2 separate regions of the Homo sapiens genome follow, and region 1 is linked to region 2. The links are chromatin contacts, found by POLR2A ChIA-PET in ENCODE. All regions are on one chromosome and are shown on one strand. The core of a region is the stretch at or near the end of the contact, and the rest is flanking DNA. Distances in the headings are between cores, read along the strand shown. Region 1 overlaps PRR12 (proline rich 12). Region 2 overlaps NOSIP (nitric oxide synthase interacting protein).

Region 1 (2,933 bases), core at 17-2,516, 57 kb before region 2:
GCCCCCTTCCAGATACACTGTGGAGTGAGTCACAGCCACACTAAGGGGAACCCCAGCTCCTAGATACCACGCCCCGGGGCCCCCAAGTCCTTGGTCCCCTTTGCAGGCTTACATTACTGGTGGCACAAAACTGCCTCTGGCCGTCCTTGATCTCCGGAGTGAATTTCTGCAGAAGGGCCTTCTGGACTCGCCAGATGGGTGGGGGTTCACGCCCCGTCTGCAACGCCAGCTGAGGAGGAGGGGTGTGGTGAGGCCAGCAGGGTCAGCCCTCATTCCTAGACCTACTGCCCCTACGCCCTGGCCCACTGGCTTCCCTCACCATCCCCTTAGAGAAAAGGCAGACACGTCAACAACAAATATCTTCTACCCCCATGATGTGTTCAGCTCTGTGTACAGCTTGAACTTGACCCTGTCGCCTCCTGCCCACCCAGTACCCTGGATTGGGCTGCTCGTTCTCAGGCTGTAGAGTTTGAGTCACTATTGCTTTACGGGGTGAAAGCCCAAAACTTCCTGTGTGACTCAGAGTAATGACAATCTTTGAACACCGCCTGCTATTTACTGTGCTGGACAGGAGAGTACGGTTGTGAGCAAGACGTCCTGTTGTGGTCTGACTGTCCCCCCACATAATTCTCTTTTTACTTTTTCTTTTTTTGAGACGGAGTTTTGCTCTTGTTGCCCAGGTTGGAGTGCAGTGGCGCAATCTCAGCTCACTGCGACCTCCGCCTCCCGGGTTCAAGCCGATTCTTCTGCCTCAGCCTCCTGAGACACTGGAATTACAGGCATGCGCCACCACACCCGACTAATTTTGTATTTTTAGTAGAGACGGGGTTTCTCCATGTTGGTCGGGCTGGTCTTGAACTCCCGACCTCAGGTGATCCACCCGGCTCGGCCTCCCAAAGTGCTAGGATTAGAGGCGTGATCCACCAAGCCCAGCCAAATCTCTGTTGCTTATAAGCCACCCAGTCTATGGTATTCTGGTATAGCAACCTGAGGAGTCTAAGACACTGAAAAAGCCTTCTCAGGTAATAACAGAGGTAATGAGACAGACAAGCAAATAAACAAAACAGGGTGAGTTTGTGGCCTGTGCCAAGAACAGGCAGGTGAGGTTACCTGAGACCATTTCACCAGCATGTCCACAGCAGGGAAGACAGAGCAACAGGAAGGCTCCCTATCTCTGCTCCCCCTGCCCCACAAACACCTGAACACCAACCACCACCACCCTGCAGTTTGTGTGTGCCCCAGCTGGGCGATGGCAACTGATGGACGTGAGTCACACTGAGCATGTGACCTTGAGGACTAAAAGGGCAGCAGAGGCGCGAAATATGGACACAAGAAATAATAGTACAAGTCATAAATGTCCTAATGCCAATTCCCTGGACACTACAGAAGCCTAGAGGAGGGGCCTCAGATTTTTTTTTTTTTTTTTTTTTTGAGATGGAGCCTCAGTCAGCCAGGCTAGAGTGCAGGGGCGCAATCTCGGCTCACTGCAACCTGCGCCTCCTGGGTTCAAATGACTCTCCTGCCTCAGCCTCCTTAGTAGCTGGGATTATAGGCACCTACGATACCAGGCTAATTTTTGTATTTTTAGTAGAGAAGGGGTTTTTGCCATGTTGGCCGGGCTGGTCTTGAACTCCTGACCTCAGGTGATCCACCTGCCTCGGCCTCCCAAAGTGCTGGGATTATAGGCATGAGCCACCGCGCTTGTCCTCAAATTTAAACTGAATCCAAGAATGCTTCCTGGAATAGGTGACGGATGCCAAAAAGAGTCCCTGGAAGGAACATGTCTTTAAAAGGGGGGCCAGGCTGAGTGCAGTGGCTCACACCTTTAATCCCAACATTTTGGGAGGCCGAGGTGGGATCACTTGAGGTCGGGAGTTTGAGACCAGCCCAGCCTACATGGTGAAACCCCACCTCTACTAAAATACAAAAATTAGCCAGGTGTGGTAGTGCGTGCCTGTACTCCCAGCTACTTGGGAGGCTAAGGAAGGAGAATCACTTGAACCCGGGAGGTGGAGGTTGCAGTGAGCTGAGATCACAGCACTGCACTCTGGCCTGGGCAACAGAGCAAGACCCTGTCTCAAAAAGAAAAAGCAGCAGCTTGAGGAAGCCATTGGAGCATCTTGTCAGCCCAAGGAGACCACCCCTACCTCTGCCCCCTCCCACTCCCGGTGTTGGTGACCTCTCAGGAAGCTGTTGACACTGTAGCTGGGATCAGACCCTCTGGCTAGCACATTCTCACTGGGCTTGGTACCTTCCATCAAACCACTTTTCCTCCCAGCATCCCCACCCCACACCCAGTCATCAGGCCTCACCCTGACTTCAGCCTTGCCCGTTCCCCAAACAGGGCCAGTCAATCCCCAAGCCCCACCCATCCTGCCTCTCATCATGTCACTCATATCACTGACCATGCCAACTGCCGATTACTAGAAAAGTGGCCTGGCCCACAGCCTCCTACTCAATGGTTCCATACCCACAGCTGATTGGAGACTTGACCTGGGGAGCTCACTAGCAAGCTTTTTTTTTTTTTTTTTTTGAGACAGAGTCTTGCTCTGTCGCCAGGCTGGAGTGCAGTGGCGCAATCTCGGCTCACTGCAACCTCCATCTCCTGAGTTCAAGTGATTTCCTGCCTCAGCCTCCCGAATAGCTGGGACTAGAGGCACATGCCACCACGCTCAGCTAATTTTTGTATTTTTAGTGGAGACGGGGTTTCACCATGTTGGCCAGGATGGTCTCGATCTCTTGACCTCATGATCCGCCCGCCTGGGCCTCCCAAAGTGCTGGGATTACAGGGGTGAGCCACTGTGCCCGGCCTGTTTTTTTTTTTTTTTTTTTTTTTTTTGAGACGGAGTCTCGCTCTGTCGCCCAGGCTGGAGTGCAGTGGCGCGACCTCGGCTCACTGCAAGCTCCGCCTCCCGGGTTCACGCCATTCTCCT
Region 2 (3,254 bases), core at 76-2,575:
CTCCTCACTCAGCTGGGTGGCCCAGGGTGGTCTGGAACTGCAGCACCGCCCAGGCAACTGCTGTGCGCCAGGCAGGGCTGAGCTCAGGTCATGGCTTCACTTCTCCCGTCCTCACTCACTGTCCGTCCATAGACATGGGCTCCTCAGCATTCCCTTAGATCTGAAGTCTACATCCCCCGTCCCAAACACGGGCTGGGGCATGCACTGTATAGAAAACTTAATTGGCCAGCAGGTGACATTAATTAAATGCTTAGCTGAGTGCCAGGTGAGGCTCTCCATGCTGTAAACACTCACCTTATGTAACCCTTCAGTGAGCCGCTGAGGTGGGTAACCACTGTTAGGCTGTTTTACAGATGAAGAAACTGAGGCCAGGAGAGGTCATAGTGCTCACTTAGGCCACAGAGTGACAGAGATGGGCTTTGAGCCCTGGCAGTCTGGCTATACAACGCAGTAAGGTTCACACCCACCCAGGGTGGCAGTTACCACCCTCTGCCACATAGTGCCTCCATCAGAGGGTCCCCTTTGTGGGCCTCAGTTTACCTACCTGTGAAATGGGAGGAAGATACCCCCAGCCCCACGGGCAGATGCTCAGCCCACTTTCCCCGACGCAGGCCTACGAGAAGCAGCGGGGCACCCGGCGCGAGGAGCAGAAGGAGCTTCAGCGGGCGGCCTCGCAGGACCATGTGCGGGGCTTCCTGGAGAAGGAGTCGGCTATCGTGAGCCGGCCCCTCAACCCTTTCACAGCCAAGGCCCTCTCGGGCACCAGCCCAGGTGACTCAGGTTGGGCTTCTTGTGGGTTGGGGGGCGGGGCGCCGCGGGCTGGGCGGGCCCAGGGGGCGGCATCTGAGTCCCTTCCTTCCCCCACAGATGATGTCCAACCTGGGCCCAGTGTGGGTCCTCCAAGTAAGGACAAGGACAAAGTGCTGCCCAGCTTCTGGATCCCGTCGCTGACGCCCGAAGCCAAGGCCACCAAGCTGGAGAAGCCGGTGAGCCCCCACAGCGCCCCGGCACGCACGGTGCCAGGGCGCCAGGGTTCCCCACCGTCCTCCTCACGCACAGGGACCACGCGCTCTCCACCTGCGCCAGCCCTGCCTACTGAGCCCGCCTCTCTCTGCCCCTTGCAGTCCCGCACGGTGACCTGCCCCATGTCAGGGAAGCCCCTGCGCATGTCGGACCTGACGCCCGTGCACTTCACACCGCTAGACAGCTCCGTGGACCGCGTGGGGCTCATCACCCGCAGCGAGCGCTACGTGTGTGCCGTGACCCGCGACAGCCTGAGCAACGCCACCCCCTGCGCTGTGCTGCGGCCCTCGTGAGTCACCTGGGAGGGGAGGGAAGGGACCACTCGGGAACCTGCGGGGCGGTCCGGCTTTGGGGCCAGTAGGTCCCCAGGAAGGCCCCTGATCAGAGTCTCCCGCCTTCGGCCTCACCGTAGTGGGGCTGTGGTCACCCTCGAATGCGTGGAGAAGCTGATTCGGAAGGACATGGTGGACCCTGTGACTGGAGACAAACTCACAGACCGCGACATCATCGTGCTGCAGCGGGTAAGAGTCCCACCCCTCCCCTTCCCCCAGCACTCCAAGGCCCCGCCCCTCCCCTTCACCCCCTCCAAGGCTTCGTCCCCTCCCCTTCCCCCAACTCTCCAAGGCCCCGCCTTCTTCTCTGCTCTGTAAGGCCGCCCCCCCCCCCCGCTTTCTCCTGCAAGGCCCCGCCCTTCCCCCCCTCCGCTCTCCTAGGCCCCGCCTCCTCCTTCCTTTTCAAGGCCCCGCCCCTTCCCTGCCTCCAGCCCTCCACGGCTCCACCCCCTCCACACGCTCCCTCCCAAGGCTCCTCCCCTGCCACTCTCTACCCTCTTCTCTGCGCCCTGCGCCCTGTCCATCCGTACCCACTGCGGTCGCCTCGCCCCCTCCCCAACTCCTACTCCTTAGCCAGCAACCCGCTTCACCTTGACCCGCTTAGGAATCCCCACTACCACCTGGAGCCCCACTGGTCACCCCCGGGCCGGCCTCTACCTCGTCCTTCTCTCTACCTCCCCCAGGGCGGTACCGGCTTCGCGGGCTCCGGAGTGAAGCTGCAAGCGGAGAAATCACGGCCGGTGATGCAGGCCTGAGTGTGTGCGGGAGACCAAATAAACCGGCTTGGGTGCGCAACGACGTGGCGCCTTCATTCGCGGCGTGGGCGCCCCGGGGACAGGGCAGGCGAGGATGCAGGGCCGTGCAAACAGTGCTCCTACAGCGCACGCTGGAGTTTGAAAGAGCGGGCTAAGCATATTGAATGTGGTCTCACATTAAGAACAAAATCTGGCCAGGCACGGTGGCTCACGCCTGTAATCCCAGCACTTTCGGAGGCCGAGGCTAGCGTATCACTTGAGGTCAGGAGTTCGAGACCAGCCTGGCCAACATGGTGAAACCTTGTCTCTACTAAAAATACAAAAATTAGCCGGGCATGGTGGTGCGCACTTGTATTCCCAGCTACTCCAGAGGCTGAGGCAGGAGAATCGCTTGAACCCAGGAGGCGGAGGTTGCAGTGAGCCAAGATCGCACCATTGCACTTCAGCCTGGGCAACAGAGCGAGACTCCATCTCAAAGAAGAAAAAAAAAAAAAAACCTGAATAGAACGCAAATGCACAGCATTAAAATTGGTTGAGTGGCCGGAAGTCCAAGTCTAAGCCAAGACCGTGTGAGTGCGCCACTTTAATGAGCTACATAGAAATTTCTCGAGTTCTTTGTTAGGGTTCCCGGATTTTTGCCAGGTTTGAAGAACAGGAAATGCCCAGGAACGTGTCTTCCGGGCTGCAGTGTGATTAGACCCACAAAGGAAGTGCAGTTCTGTGAAAAAGTGCGCAGCACCCGGACTAGGAAAGGCGGTCAGGAGCATCACGCCCCCACCTGTGGCAGCCTGAGGGGGAAAGGAAGAGGAAACCGCGAGTGCAAAGGCCCAGAGGCAGCAACGCACTTTGCAGATTTAAGGAGCAGAGGGCGTACAGGGGAGAGTGAGGGAGCCAGGGCAGAGCGGGGACCAGGAACCAGCCCGGTGGCGTCAGACTTGACTGGGAATGTAGGGGCTGTCCTTAAGGCCTTGTGTTTAATAACCATTGAGTCACAAAAGCAGCTGCTGGGCAGTGTGAAAAACAGCACGGAGACAAGCAAAGATTAAAACAAGACAGGCCGGGTGCGGTGGCTCACGCCTGTAATCCCAGCACTTTGGGAATCTGAGGCGGGTGGATCACTTGAGGTCAGGAGTTCAAGACCAGC

The links. ChIA-PET counts read pairs that join two places held with the same protein, here RNA polymerase II (POLR2A).
Region 1: POLR2A ChIA-PET joins it to region 2 with 19 read pairs in activated CD8-positive, alpha-beta memory T cell. The contact joins two enhancer-like sites. POLR2A ChIA-PET finds 5 or more read pairs at or near these places in 7 of 52 experiments (GM10248, WTC11, activated CD4-positive, alpha-beta T cell and 4 more).

What each region holds. Positions count from the first base shown.
Region 1 is chr19:49,611,829-49,614,761 of GRCh38, reverse strand. It overlaps PRR12 (proline rich 12), which reads right to left. Exons shown (of 14, transcript NM_020719.3): 7 at 113-229. Among named protein-coding and RNA genes, the nearest start is that of PRR12, 22 kb to the right of the region's middle. Within about 2 kb of position 1,266, at least 10 of the 41 ENCODE cell types and tissues checked have a DNase peak (open chromatin) inside an H3K27ac peak, as active enhancers do.
Region 2 is chr19:49,554,607-49,557,860 of GRCh38, reverse strand. It overlaps NOSIP (nitric oxide synthase interacting protein), which reads left to right. Exons shown (of 9, transcript NM_001270960.2): 5 at 612-771; 6 at 868-986; 7 at 1,125-1,312; 8 at 1,436-1,544; 9 at 2,039-2,393. The coding sequence ends at 2,110. Among named protein-coding and RNA genes, the nearest start is that of NOSIP, 24 kb to the left of the region's middle. RefSeq lists an enhancer at 1,028-1,809. Within about 2 kb of position 1,325, at least 11 of the 41 ENCODE cell types and tissues checked have a DNase peak (open chromatin) inside an H3K27ac peak, as active enhancers do.